4 separate regions of the Homo sapiens genome follow, and all the other regions are linked to region 1. A link is a contact called in ENCODE Hi-C or POLR2A ChIA-PET data. All regions are on one chromosome and are shown on one strand. The core of a region is the stretch at or near the end of the contact, and the rest is flanking DNA. Distances in the headings are between cores, read along the strand shown. Region 1 holds the start of STARD3NL (STARD3 N-terminal like). Region 2 has its middle 13 kb from the start of LINC03013. Region 3 holds the start of SEPTIN7 (septin 7). Region 4 holds the start of HERPUD2 (HERPUD family member 2).

Region 1 (3,265 bases), core at 530-3,029:
AGTGTCACCTCTGACCACTGTCTCCTCACCTCACCCTCCCCTAGGTTCACTCAGCTCCAGCCACACGGGCTTCCCTCTGTCCCTGGAACATGCCAAGTTCATTCTTCCTTTAGCTCCTTTACACTGTTTATATCTGCCTAGAAACTTCCAGCCCATTTTCTCATGGCTGACTCAGCTAAACATTCAGCTATCACCCAAAATGTCACCTCGTGTTACCTCCTTAGGGAGGTCTTCCCTGACCATCCCATTTCTCCATACAACCCAGTCACTCTCAAACTCTCTACCCAGTAGTATCTTTTCTGACATTTATTCCTATCTAAACTTGTCTCTTTGATTTACATGTTTATTATATTCTCCAACAAAAGTTAAAGTCTTTGAGGGTATGGGCCTTATCTAAATTGCTCACTACTCAATCTCTAAAACCTAAAACAATGAGTGGCATAGACAATCACTCAGGCAAACTGTCCATTGAATAAATCCAAATGATGTTAATCACCATCCTTCTGTGAACATAAGTAAGGTAATATCCCTCAGAGGCTGTTTCATTTCATTTCTTTCATGCAGTTTTAGGCAATGCAATAATGCAGTTTTAAAAGACCAATGTTTGAGACAGTTAGATTTTAAAGACAGTGACTTCTACACGACAACATATTGTATGTTTTCATTTTATGAACATGAATAATCCACCACCTTATCAGAATCCATCAATAAAACAAGGATACCATAAGTCGTTTTGTGAGATCCTGCTTCTAGAAAGAGGCGTATGGGTAGATATGGTATACAGACGGGAATTACCTTTCAGAATTCTTCCTAACAAGGAAATGTGGCAAACTGGACTAATTCCAGTAAAGATTTAATTAGACCCGTTACTTGGTTACCTTGCTAAACTTATCCAAACTAGTACTGTGTCAAGTGATGAATTCAGTGATTCCATCTGTGAAATAGAAGACAAATGACACAGTGAACAAAGAAAAGTTCCACAATGTCCACCCATGTTTGAACTAAAAGAGAGGGGGAAAAATCCCTAACCCTAAATCAAAAGTATTCAAGCAACTAAGATTTCAAACAATGGCGAGATATCTACGAGTAGGTGAAGCAGTTAACTGAAACCACAGGGAGAACATTCATGATTCGTGCTTTCTTTCTTTTTTTTTTTTTTGAACACGACTTTTCTCAATGAATAGAAGAGACTCACAACCGCCTGTGTCTGGACAACCCACGCATTACACCCAGTCACCAATTCTTGGTCCTTCTTGGGGGCCCATGGCGCCAGCCCGGGGCCGACCCCACCGGGGACTCCTCAGGGTCCGCAGGCTGGAGGAATGAGGACACTCCCGCTACCTATATCCATCCCTGAATCCCGGCCCACGCCGTGGGAGCAGCGGGGCTCAGCATTCTGCAACTTCACTCTTGTGTCCATTATGAGCACAGCCTGCCTCGCCCCTCCTCCTCCCCTGGAGGCTCGCGCAGGACTCAGGAAACAGAACAGGACCAGGATATGGCCTCCGTCCGCGGGTCCCCTGTACGCCCCCATGTAAGTCATCTGACCCAGGAGACTCAGTTTTCCAACCTGTCAAATAGGGGAACGAGAAACCCAGCCTACCTTAACGGGTGGTTCCTGGCCGGCCGCCCCAGGCTGGCCCGGGAACTGCGGATCCGCGGTCGCGCCCCGGCCTGAGGGGCGGGGCTTGGCGGGGCGTGACCGGGACCCAGTCCAGCGGACAACGCGCAGCCCACCGCCCGCACCCAGCAGCCCCGGGACCTCCGGCCCGTGACGTCAGCACGCTGACGTCGACGCACACAGCTCGCATCTCGCTCGAGGGACCAAAGACCCGACTGGTTCCTGAGTGCCTCCATAGAGGAGCCAACCTATTGGCCAGATGACATGTCAATCTTCTACTGACCAGTAAACGACGCGGGAAGGAGGGAGAGGGCGAGCCGGTCTGCCTGTAGGAATGGGTGGGAAATCTGGGCATCCAGCTTTGAAACACGGAGCTGGTTGGACTTTCCCGCATTGTGCATCGCACGGTTTAACAAGCGCCCGCTTCCTCTTCGTCCGCGTTTCTGCGCCTTCCGCTTCCCTTCAGTTATTCGGTGGGGGTTTATGCTCCAGCTCGTGGGAAAATGTCATGGAAATGGGTTTCAGGGCCTCTTGGGCACCTCATGCTGAGCCCTCCAGGAATAAAAACAGGGCATACCATTTCTATGTCGGTACTCAGCTCAAGAGTCACCTCTTCTAACTCTCACTTCCCCCAGACCTATTTAGGATACCTTTTCTCAGCGCTCCTAGTTCATAACTAACATCTCTAAGCGGTAGTCACATTTAATTATATCTATATGTCTGTTTTCACACGAAGTTAGGCACCTTTTATTGTTTTATTTAAAATTTAATTAAACTTTTCTCCCAACGGATGCTACACTTATTCACATTTTTAGAAGTACAGAGGTATACAGTGAACATTCTTTGGATCCCCATTTCATTATTTGTATATTTTTCCAAAGTCATTCTAAGTACCGTTATTAATTTTAAATTACACAAGTAAGATTTTGTCCATGCGAAAAAAAAAAAAAGCTTAAACGTTACAATTATGCTTATATCCCTTTTAGGCCCTAATTACAAACCCAGTCTGTAGATGATGACTCCTAGTTCCTGTGCATTTGCAAGTGTAGATGTTACTTTTTTACACTTAGCATTGAAATCTTTCCATATCTGTATATAAATCTACCTCATTCTCTGAAAATGCTGCATGTCCTCAGAACCAATATGTGTATATATATACATACATAATTAATGTACCATTCCCCCACCCTCACGTTTGTTTATTAATATTATTATGAGAAGCAATGGTACCATAAATATATATGTAGATGCCTTTTTGTACTTAGGTCCAAGTATTTCTCTAGAGTGCAGATACCAACAAGAGAATGTACTGGATCACAGAGTTTGCACGATGTAAATCCTTAATAGATTTCACTGATTTGCTCCCCTGAGTAGTTGTTTTAACTTACATTCCCACTGCTAGTATTTGAGCAATTTTTCCCTGTATCCTCGCCAATACTGATAAAATACAATTTAAAAAAATTTTATAAACTGATAGATGTGAAAACCTTTTAAAGCATAACACATATACAAAATAAGTGTAATAATCATAAGTGCTTGTCTTAGTGACAGTGTGAACAAACTTGTGTAACCACCGCCTCACAGCAAAATTTTAAATGTTTACCAGCAATTTAGAAGCTTTCCTCATGCTCAGTCTTAGTCATT
Region 2 (3,531 bases), core at 897-3,396, 2.4 Mb after region 1:
AGGAGGTAGGTGCTGTTTTTTTTTTTTTTTTTTTTGAGACAGAGTTTTGCTCTTGTCACCCAGACTAGAGCGCAGTGGCGCAATCTTGGCTCACTGCAACCTCTGCCTCCTGGGTTCAGCTATTCTCCTGCTTCAGCCTCCCGAGTAGCTGGGATTACAGGTGCCCGCCACCACCCCCGGCTAATTTTTGTATTTTTAGTAGAGATGAGTTTTCACCATGTTGGCCAGGCTGATCTCGAACTCCTGACCTCAGGTGATCTACCTGCCTCGGCCTCCCAAAGTGCTGAGATTACAGGCGCGAGCCACCACGCCCGGCTGGTGCTATTATTAAGCACATTTTATAGATGATAAAATTTGGATTTACAGGTGTAAAGTAACTTGCCCAAGATCGTATGGTTAAGTGAAAGAGCAAATGTTGAACCCAGCCATGGCTGTTTTTTCTTTTTTCTTTTTTTTTTTCTGATGGAGTTTTGCTCTGTCTCCCAGGCTAGAGTGCAGTGGCGCGATCTTGGCTCACTGCAATCTCTGCCTCTCAGGTTTCAAGCGATTCTCCTGCCTCAGCCTCCTGAGTAACTGGGATTACAGGCGTGTGCCACCATGCCTGGCTAATTTTTGTATTTTTTTTAGTAGAGATGGGATTTCACCATGTTGGTCAGGCTGGACTCGAGCTCCTGACCTCATGATCTGCCCACCTCAGCCTCCCAAAGTGCTGGGATTACATGCATGAACCACTGCGCCCGGCTAAACCATGGCTGTTTTTAAAGCCTGTGCTCATAAACACCTCACTGTCACATGGTCTTCCTCTTGCTACAAGCAGCTGAGCTTAGTATAAGAAAATAGCATTTCTCACACCAGTCTTTCTTTATGGTTAACCAGACCACTAGACCTTCAGACGGCCTTCGTGGGTTGCAGGTTGAGTGTTTGTTGACAGAAAGGGATAAAGAACAAAGTCATAATGCATGTGATATATGGGGAAGTGAAAGAACAACTTTAAGTCCATTTGGTTAAGAATAGGAATATGAACTTATGAGGCCAACCCCACCTGGGGTTTCTGGCGTGGGAAGGGGCTGCCTCATCAGTGCAGGGTCACCCATAAGCAGGCATGGGCACTGGCAGAGCAGGGGCACCAAAAGAATCCCAGTACCATTACATGGGTGATGTTGGCTATTTGATATTTTGAAAAACATCTAAAATGTGTCATTGTAGGAAAAACCAGAACTTTGCTGGACTTCTTTACAGGCATGTGCATGATGGCATTGTTTCCTACATTAAATTACGTATGGAAGCACCATCAACTTTGCAGTGCCCAGAGTCTCTGAAGATCTTAATCTGGCCCTGCCGATCATGGTTGATGGGGCAGTGAACTCATTTCATCTATCATATACTTTCAAATATGTGTGTGTGTGTGTGGGTGGGTGGGGGGTTCCCATTATGTAATAAGAGGTAAATGGGATAAGAACAGTTTCTGTGTAAATCCTTGAGGAATAATAGTGGTCTTTGGGGAAGGTTGGTCTAATTCAGTTATTAACATTGGGGTTAGTGTTCTGAAAAGCTCCTATTCCTCCTTCAACACTTTCCCTGCGGTTACCTTTGTGAAGCTTTCTTTTCCCAGCTCCCTGCTCTTGCTTCCCCCAGCAATTATCAACTCCTCTTCTGTGCCATAGGTATTATATTTATCACATTGCATCATGCTCCCTTTTATTCACTTCTGATTCCCTGTGAGGCTCAGAGCTCCTGGAAATATGTCTCTTGTTCATTATCTTATCTCATTCATCTTTGTATCTAGCACAGTCCCTGAGACCTGCTGGAGGCTCTGAGATTATGCCACAGACAGTTTAAAACCAGACTCTGGAGGCTAGGGGAGTTTCTAAGAAAAAGATGTCCTTTGGTGACTCCGCTTTTAAGACATGTCAGGTGTCTAACACTGGCCCCCCAGCAGGACAGATGAGCTTGATTGCCTCTAGAGCTTCTCATTTCTCCTCACAGCTTTTCTGCTAGGCTGCTCGGTGACTCACAGCAGGAAGAGGAGGCATTGGTGCTAAACTGTCCCCTAACACCTCCTCCACCATGCCCCAAAAAACCAAAAATGACAAAAAAAAAAAAAACTAGCTGAGATACTTTGGGTTGCCGGGCCCATCACTTTCTGCTTTTCAGTTCCTTATTCTGTAGAAGTCATGAGTTGAAATGGGAGACCTAAGTTTCCTTCAGGCTGTAAACTCTCTGAGTCTTTGATACTACTGCTGGGCAATGGTCATCTCATACTCCTGCCCTCCTCCCACTCTGCAGAGCAGATCAGGCCTGGTTCCCAAGGAACAAGACCTGCACCCACCCCAGCCCCTGGGCTGCCCTTCTGTAGCATGTCTTTCCTTGCTGTCTGCCTCTGTGCTCTCCTGCTGTACCTTTCATTCTGTGGATCAAGCCTGCTCTCAATGGCCATTTTAACCAGATTTTATCTCTGTAAAAATGGTAAGTGATAAATTTAGAACATTACATATACCATGATGCTATTTATGTGTTTTATTTTCAACTTCATGTGCTGGCCTTTTGTCTGCTTGCTCTCAGATCCATTCCAGACCATCCTCTATCTGGGCTTTGTATCCTTGGGAACTACATTTTCCAGGCTCATTTCCAGACTGGCTAAGGAGAGCCAGTGACAGACACTGGAGAATGAGAGGAGGGAAGAAGACAGGTTATGTCTCCCTTTCTCCCTGCTTCACATGGTGTCTGATAGGTTTCGTCCATGTCTCCACCTACTGTCAGATAGCCTCTTCCTCTACTGCTCCAGATTTAGCTGGAAGTGCTGCCATGGTCCCAGATTCTTCCAGTTGACCCAAGCTCCTGGGCTCTGGTAACTCTGCTTCCTCCCTCTGTCCCTCCAGCTCCAGGGTTGATAGTGGCTTCCTGCTGTTCTGTGGCCACTGAACTCCCCCACCATCTCTGTTAAATTCCCTCTGCTTGCAATGTCATATCTAGCACTGCTCTGCCTTCTGATTGCACTCTGACTAAAACACTCTGAATGTATGTGCACAATGTATATATGTGCAAAAACACAAATATATGAGTATTCATCTGAATATACATGTATGAAAGCACATAATGTATGAAGATATGTACATGTATGAAAACACACAGAAGAAGATCTAGAAGTTTACACATGAAACTGTTAAGAGTGGAGTGTGTGTCTGGGAAAGGAATGGGACTGGGCTGGTGTGGAGTTGTGAAGGAGGATCGCGGCTTTTTAAAAAGTAGCTTTATTGTGGCATCATTTACATATAAAAGACTATAGCTTTTATATGAGTTTGATTTTTTTTACAATGAACTTGTATTCACATGTTGCTTATATAATATGAAAAATAACTAGTTAAAAATATTAACAGCAGGAGTGGGCAATATATCAAGTGCTTTAGCCTAAGCTGTAATCCATGTAGGGAAAGCTCTGCAGAGATGCTGACATTCATAAATGTTACTATTTACCATGTTCCAGGCACTATGCTAGGCCTTGAAGGGCTATCAATATGGGCATGATCCCTC
Region 3 (3,757 bases), core at 867-3,366, 2.4 Mb after region 1:
AACCAAAGCCTGCAACAAAAATTGTTAAGCTACATTAGAAAAAGACAATATCCTTTCTTTTTAAAGGATAAGAACTAATTAAAATCAACTTAACATTTCTGTTATTTGTTGTGAATTTGAATTCTGTAAGCCTAAGATGTGGTAAAATATGTATTTTTAATAACTGTGTTATGAAGACCTGGTTCCATCATGTTGTCCCATCATAGAATAAGACAATGCTACCATGCAAATCACCTATGTAGCTTCCACATTTATTTCATAGCTTCACTCAACTCTTATCTCCTTTAGTCCCACCCACTGAACAGCTGAATGAGATGAAAGATTGTTTACTGCTCTCCCGCCACGACCGTACCACCCCCCCATCACCACCCAACCACCCCTTACTCATTCCCTTGCAGTCTGAAGAAATAAAGAATCCAAGCAGCAATAGCTGACTTGGTCATTGTTTATATCCCCCCTTCAGTCTATCAGGATTCCATAAATTTCATCCCTACCTGTACACTTTTAAGTCTAAAATACTCTCCTCCCCATGTCTGCACATAAACTTTAGGGGGAAAAACTGACTATACTCATCACCTGCATGTGCATAAATATGTAAAACAGGTTAGATGCTTAGTAATTTAGATGATCTGTTCATTTACATTCTCAGGGGCACTAACAAAGATATTTTTTCCTTTCATCAAAATAAAAAAGCCAGAAGAAAGAATTCTTAAAGCTGAACTATTTAGCAATAAACTCAAGAAATGTAGTAAGTTATTATTTCAGTAACTAAGAAAACACCTGGACGTCACAAATTCTTTCCTAGGACTGTAAAAACCCAAATTTGAAACAGTGTACTCTTCAAAAGTAACTCAGCAAATGGAAATGTCCTAGAAAAATCTCGGTTGCTTATTTCTTACTATACACACAGCTGAAATGGAACTCAGGAGTGGAAAATGTAAATGAAATGGCCTGTTCTTTTTCCAACATGTGGGGGAGGAAAGGAAATGAAAGGGCTCGTTAAGAGAATAACTGAGAATATTGAAATATTTTCAAAAATTAATTTCCCTAAACTTCGCCACTCCACATCTCCGCTCCCTCCCTTTTCCAAGGACCCTTCCCACCCTTTCTATCTCCTCCGGGGGGCGCCCTTCCCAGGCGTTCTCTTTCCCTTACTCCTAAAAATTAAGCCCAAATTCCAAACCAAACTACCGATTCTCCCTCCGTTCTCAAGACTCGCCCGCCATCCACCGGCCTTCCGGGCTGCGCCTGGAGAGAGGCAACCCCGAGAGGCGGGAGGAGGAGCGGGGAGGCGACGCGGTGACTGGAGCTGCGGCTGCAGCCGCCGCCGCCGCCTCCACCACAGCCTCAGCCTGGTGCATCCTTCTTCCTCCCTCCCCGCCGCCGCCCGCCCGGGTTGGCCCACACAGCACCCTCGCCCGAGCGTTCACACTCGTCCCCACCCTCCTAGCCAGGCCCACTGCCCCACGAGGGGACTTCTGCCGACGGGGATGCGGCCGGGGACAGGAGGAAGCGGGGCCGCGGAAGCCGGCGGGCCCGGGAGGAGACTGAGGAAAGGCGAAGGGACGGAGAGAAGCAAGGGCAGGGCTGAGACCACCACGCTCAGGCTGCTCCGGCCGCGGAGGCCGCGGCTCTGCGCCGGGGGCCAGCCCGCCGCGGCACAGGAAATGCCGCCGCCTCGGCTCTCCTCACGTTCAATTCAAACTGTCACCGCCGCCGCCTCCCCTCCCCCCGAGCCCGCCGCTGCCGCGCCCCGGGCCCGCAGTGGCCCCCATCCCGGCTCCCCTCGCCGCTGCCTCCGCCTCGCCTCAGGGCGTTCCCTAGCTCGGTCCAGCGGCCGCAGAGCTTCCCGGCATTCGGAGCCGCTGACCCCAAGTCGCGGCACCCGAAGCTGAGACTCACCCATGGTGCTGCTGTTGACGCTCCTCTCCTCAGCAGCAGCGGATCTCGCACTGACCGACATCCCCTCCCCCCCTCCGCGACCAGCCCCAGCGGAGCGCAGCCCGCCGATTCTCCAAAGGCGCCTACGCCGATTCCGCAGCGTAGCCGCCCGGCGTAGCTGCCTTGCTTACGCACGCTACAGCAGGCGGACTCCTCCACAGGCTCTCGCTCGACTCCCGCTCCCTCCTCCGTCCCCCGCCCCCTCAGACGAGGCTTCCGGGCCTAGCGGAGGCTGGCTTCCATCTCGCGAGATTACCGCCTCCCCAGCTCCGCCGCCTCGCTCCATTTCGAGCATGACTTCATTGGCGTCAGCAACGTTTTGCTGTTCGGGTTTAGCCGCCATGTTTAAGTTGGCCGGGTTTCGCACCACTGAGGTCATGGATACTCAGGCCTCTTTGCGTGTTTCTTCAACACTGCTTCTAAGGTTAACCGCGTTACATTTGTTGGAGAAAATCCTGGGAACGCTGAAAAGGACTAGTGGGTGGGGTGCGAGGGTGGGGTCTTGCCCGAATTAAAGATGGCCGCAGTCAGCTCTGCCCCGCGCAATTTCACGTCAAGTTTTGGAGCTGCGGGAGCCGGCCAGTTGGCCTCAGCGCCTCCTTACGGAATTGGCGTAAGGCAAAGAGGCGCGGCTGGAAGAACCAGACTGAGAAAGTGCCACAGGGCGGGGGCCGCATCCGCCCCTCGGCTTCTGGTTACTGACCCGACGGCTTTGTGAGTGAAAGTGAAGAGACACTTCGAGGCAGGTGTCTGTGCTCCCCATTCATCCCTGTTTCCGTGGCTATCTTGACTTTCGGGGTGAAAAGTGAGGTTAGGCCCTGTTTCCCCGACCCTTCCCTCGCGCCATCACACTCTAGTGGCCTGGCACAGCCCCAGAGGTCGGCCGCTGTAGCCCCCATTGCGGACTCGCCACATTCATATTGGCTCACCTTGTCGGTGCCCGGTTCGGTCCTCTTGGAGCTCACACTCCAGTTGAGGAAATGAATGGACACAGGAACTACTGGGTAACAAAATACTAATAAAGGGCTGCGATTGTGTGAGTTTCTACTGTAGCGATGAATGTCGCTGTCATTGGAACGTTCCCCAAGTGCCTTCTAGTGAAAGCCTTACTTCACTCGGAATAACCTGTGGTCTTTTCTTGAACGTGATGGCTCTCTTGGTTGTATTCTTCATGCACATGTGTTACTTTTCCTGTTTAACTACATGTTAAAGAAATGTGTATGTTCCTGTTTAACTGCATGTTTTAAAAAAGTATGTGTATTTTTAAGTTATAGGCACGTGCAAGAAAGTTCAGAGCAAAATAGCTTATATTAGTGAAACAATAAATGTCTACTAATAGGAGAATGGATGAATAAGTGTCATTGTTGAACAAATTGACATACAACACGAACCAAAAAATCAGTGAACTAAAGCTACCATTTTTCATATGGATAGAGTCATTAACCTAATATTGAGGAAGAAATGAAAAGACAGGTTGCGGAAAGATATATATGACATACCATAAATAAAAGTTTAATAATTACAAAAAAGTAAGATCAAACTAAAAATTGTATAAGGAAATGATAGATACCAAATTCAGAATACTGGTTGCTTCCAGAGATGAACAGAAGGGAATGTAACAAGAAGGGTTCATTTGTATCTATAACGTTTGTTTTCTACCAGAAATATCTTGAAAATGTGGCAAAACATTAAGCTAAGTAGAGGGCACATGGGTGTTCACTTGTAATTATTTCCTTTACTGTTCTATATACTTGAAATATTTCCAAGTAATTTTTTTTAAGAAAAGAAACTTATAGAAGCAACTTATTTTGTATCT
Region 4 (3,682 bases), core at 422-2,921, 2.5 Mb after region 1:
CAGTGACTAGTGTTTAGCTAGATTAGGACGAACCTGGGCACTTAGCCCTGCAGGAACAAGGGCAAGCCTTTAGCCCGATCAGGAGCAGCAATGGGCGCCTCGCTGGATCCAGAGGGATGGAAGTCAGCTGTGGGTCTGTGACAGCGGCAGACAGCAGTGGTGGACGGTGAGCGAAAGCTCAGCTTGAGCTGTGACACACACGTACCAGAAAAGTGTGCAATTGCAAGATTTAATAGAGTGAAAACAGAGCTTCCATACAAAGGGAGGGGACCCAAAGAGGGTAGCCACCGCTGGCTTGAATGCCTGGGTTTATATCCTGATCATTGTCCCTCCTGTTGTGCTCTCAGGCGATAGATGATTGGCTACTTCTTTACCTCCTGTTTTTCCCTAATTAGCATTTTAGTGAGCTCTCTTTACTACCTGATTGGTCGGGTGTGAGCTAAATTGCAAGCCCCGTGTTTAAAGGTGGACGTGGTCAATTTCCCAGCTAGGCTTAGGGATTCTTAGCCAGCCTAGGAAATCCAACTAGTCCTGTCTCTCAGTACCCCCTCTCAACAGGAAAACCCAAGTGCTATTGGGGAGGTTTGACCACCGCTCTAACTGCTTCCTGCTGAATTGGGGCACAGTAGGGGTTGTGCAGTTGAGATTTCCTCCGTAGGGGTGCCTTGTCTCTCAACTAATTCAGTGGTGGCTACCTCGAAGCCCTTCTGAAGCTAAGAGGGAAAGAGACCAGCTCGCAAAGTCCCCTATGTTATCTACTCCTAAGTGGAAGCTGGGAGCTGTGAAAATGCACATCTAACAACCCTTAACTTACTATACCGACTTCTAAACCACAGTAGAAAATGAAGAAAAGTTCGGCTATGGGCAATAGACTCAACCTTTTGTTCTATGTCTAACCTATAAAATAGAAAAATAATACTGTCATCCCTCATCTCCCACCATACTGAACACGCATTAGGTGCTCAATGAATACTTGTCCATTTTAGTGAAGATTAAGAGGAATGAGACGGAAACTGACACTTGAGAGGCTGGCACACGCCAGAACTGCACCACACTTTGCACTCATAGCTCATTTACTCATCAGCTTGTGGTCAGGTAGGCATTACCGTCCCCATTAGAGAAGTCAACGGAGGCTCAGCAAGGACGGCCAGGGTCCCCCAGAAAGTAGAGGAGGACTTCAGGTTTAACCAAAAGCCTGTACTCTTTACACATGTACCCCATGCCTTCTCCACCAAAGCTCCTGGCACCGTGCTTTGCAGACAGACGACGCTCAACACATTTTGAGCAGAAGCGTGGTTCAGCACCAGGAAGGACACCAACTTTTGCAGAGACGACTCTTGGGATGGAGAAAGACTTCCCAAATCTTCAGGGTGCGGTCAAGACAGGGTAGGCTAGCGCCAGGGGAGCTAGTGGCTAGGCCCCAGGGCAGCTGGGGCCGAGGCCGAGCAAACGGCCAGGGGAGAGGCTCCCAGGAGCCCGATCTGCCGCTGGGCGACGCGAAGCCTGGCGGCTAGAGTCCCGGGCAGCCCGAGCACGGCGGGAAGGCGGCAGCAACAGGATCGGCAGGGATGGCGGGGACGGGGGAGGTCCATGTGCAGGGGCGTGCCGCCGGTGACGCACTTCCGCCCTGCCTGTTCCGGCTTAAAGGGGCCCCAGACAATCCTCGCAATAACAACAAAACCGGCGCGCCAGCGGTGGCGCAACGGCTCTCGTCCCCGCCCTCCTGCTACCTGTAGTCGCCTGGGCCGCCCCCGGCCCAGCCCTGCCTTGCCGCCACCCTGCGCTGTCCAGACTGAGGGGTCAGGCGGAGAGCCGGGCCGCGCCTTCGGTCAGCTTCTCTCCCTTTCACCCGCGCCTCCTCGCGAGACCCGGGGCTGGGCCGTGCCGGTCGCCGCGCAGCAGGAAGGGAGCGGCTGCCACGGAAAACGCCTGGCCGGACGGTGTGGCTGGCGGCCCTGCCTGGGCGCGGAGGGCGGCGGTGGCGGGCCCCGCGGCCTTCTCTCAGGTACCCCAGTGCCCGCTGACCGCCCTGAGCGGCCCAGCTGCTTCCCCGATCCGCACCGCGGGGCCGTGGCGTAGGGGCCTTGTTGCGTTCCAGCTTGGGGGTCGCGGTGGGGCGGGGCAGTGACCCCGGGCCGGCCGTTGTGCCCTCATCCCTCCCACCCTTCCTTCGTATAGCTTCCTTTCTCCTCACGACGGCCTCCACAGTCCGGAGCCCGGCGGAGCCCGGACCTGGCGGGGAGAGCTGCCTCCACGGCCGGGCACCCAGACCCCACCGTCGCAGTCGCCACCACCTCAGTCCATCCTTGGTACCGGCAATGGGCTTCGTATCCTCCAGTGCACTTGTAACTGACTTGGACACGGAATACTAAGAACTCACTTCTGTCCTCATCCCAGTCGCGCCGGCGGTGACCATCTCGGCTCTTTTGGGCTTAACTGCCGCTCCTCTGGACTCTGTCTGACTTTGGGGGCACCATGGACCAAAGTGGGATGGAGATTCCTGTGACCCTCATCATTAAAGCACCGAATCAGAAATACAGTGACCAGACTATTAGCTGCTTCTTGAACTGGACCGTGGGGAAACTAAAAACGCATCTATCTAACGTTTACCCTAGCAAACCAGTAAGTGTGTAAAAGCTGGGGGCAGCTGCTCTGACCAGCAGCTTTTCGTGCCGTGTACCCTCCTTTTTCCTGCTTCTCCCCTCCAGTCTTGAATCAAATAGGTCTCTTTTGGTAGACCGCGAGGTATTTTGAGTTCTGAGGTTGTGTCTCCTGAGTGTTCGAACCATCATTAATATTTTCCTGATGAGGTTCAGTTAATTAGTAAGAGGAAGCAGAAATATCAAGGGACTTAAGAATTGGCAGGCAAAGACCGGGCGCGGTGGCTCACACCTGTAATCCCAGCACTTTGGGAGGCCAAGGCGGGCGGATCACGAGGTCAGGAGTTCGAGACCAGCCTTACCAACATGGTGAAACCCTATGTCTACTGAAAATACAAAAATTAGCTGGGCGTGGTGGCGCATGCTTGTAATCCCAGCTACTCAGGAGGCTGAGGCAGGAGAATCGCTTGAACCCGGGAGGCGGAGGTTGCAGTGAGCCAAGATCGCACCACTGCCCTCCAGCCTGAGTGGCACAGTGAGACTCTGTCTCAAAGAATTGGCAGGCATGGAAAAGGGACTACTTTCTTTGGACTTAAAGTCATCAACCTAATATGCGAGTGAGAGATATATCCTTTCTTAAAAAAAAAAAAGATAAAGCACTACAACCCGTATCAGAGCTTTTATTGCTTATTACACTAAAATTCCATTTTACTTTCAACACTTGGCCCAGAAACTTAAACAGAAATTGAAGATTTTTTTTTCTTAGAAATAAGTATGTGTCCCCTATAAAAATTATACTTTCAAGGTTACTATATATGTTTCAAGGACCAAAGAATTATAAGTTGTAGATTCGTTTTCACCACAACCCCTTTCAACATTTTTCTCCTGTAGAGGATACATGGACATTAGTTTAAAAGAGAACTGCCCTCCACCCCACCACCATTTGGTGCATCCCTCTCATATGGCTTTTCCATTCTGTGTTCCATTCTGAATCATAACTGGATATTGCAGAGATAATAAATAAAATATAGACAGTACAGCTCCATCTGTCCCCAAAGTCAGATTTGAAAGGCCGTGGTTGG

The links. Hi-C counts contacts between places; a loop is a spot of excess contacts on that map. ChIA-PET counts read pairs that join two places held with the same protein, here RNA polymerase II (POLR2A). Pooled maps may share reads with other maps.
Region 2: a loop to region 1 is called in a map with no recorded cell type, with 7 times the contacts of the local background. The contact joins the enhancer-like site here to the promoter of STARD3NL in region 1. A Hi-C loop is called at or near these places in 5 of 37 single-sample maps with no recorded cell type and 3 of 50 pooled maps.
Region 3: a loop to region 1 is called in a map of naive thymus-derived CD4-positive, alpha-beta T cell, with 5 times the contacts of the local background. The contact joins the promoter of SEPTIN7 here to the promoter of STARD3NL in region 1. A Hi-C loop is called at or near these places in 1 of 168 maps with a recorded cell type or tissue (naive thymus-derived CD4-positive, alpha-beta T cell), 5 of 37 single-sample maps with no recorded cell type and 12 of 50 pooled maps. POLR2A ChIA-PET finds 5 or more read pairs at or near these places in 1 of 52 experiments (CD4-positive, alpha-beta T cell).
Region 4: a map of naive thymus-derived CD4-positive, alpha-beta T cell shows a loop between it and region 1 (8-fold over the local background). The contact joins the promoter of HERPUD2 here to the promoter of STARD3NL in region 1. A Hi-C loop is called at or near these places in 1 of 168 maps with a recorded cell type or tissue (naive thymus-derived CD4-positive, alpha-beta T cell) and 9 of 50 pooled maps. POLR2A ChIA-PET finds 5 or more read pairs at or near these places in 1 of 52 experiments (Panc1).

What each region holds. Positions count from the first base shown.
Region 1 is chr7:38,176,759-38,180,023 of GRCh38, reverse strand. It overlaps STARD3NL (STARD3 N-terminal like), which reads right to left and starts at 1,779. Exons shown (of 9, transcript NM_032016.4): 1 at 1,604-1,779. RefSeq lists a silencer at 1,523-1,802 and an enhancer at 2,053-2,132.
Region 2 is chr7:35,727,971-35,731,501 of GRCh38, reverse strand. No RefSeq gene overlaps it. Among named protein-coding and RNA genes, the nearest start is that of LINC03013, 13 kb to the right of the region's middle. RefSeq lists enhancers at 960-1,209, 2,120-2,219, 2,670-2,819. Within about 2 kb of position 2,146, at least 9 of the 41 ENCODE cell types and tissues checked have a DNase peak (open chromatin) inside an H3K27ac peak, as active enhancers do.
Region 3 is chr7:35,799,416-35,803,172 of GRCh38, reverse strand. It overlaps SEPTIN7 (septin 7), which reads right to left and starts at 2,116. Exons shown (of 14, transcript NM_001788.6): 1 at 1,903-2,116. The coding sequence starts at 1,963. It overlaps SEPTIN7-DT (SEPTIN7 divergent transcript), which reads left to right and starts at 2,548. Exons shown (of 5, transcript NR_120512.1): 1 at 2,548-2,683. RefSeq lists silencers at 1,205-1,654, 1,685-1,924 and enhancers at 2,075-2,464, 2,079-2,702, 2,825-2,884.
Region 4 is chr7:35,693,124-35,696,805 of GRCh38, reverse strand. It overlaps HERPUD2 (HERPUD family member 2), which reads left to right and starts at 1,671. Exons shown (of 9, transcript NM_022373.5): 1 at 1,671-2,005; 2 at 2,179-2,622. The coding sequence starts at 2,476. HERPUD2-AS1 (HERPUD2 antisense RNA 1) reads right to left here and starts at 1,600. Exons shown (of 1, transcript NR_136255.1): 1 at 1-1,600. RefSeq lists a silencer at 1,793-2,202 and an enhancer at 1,645-2,532.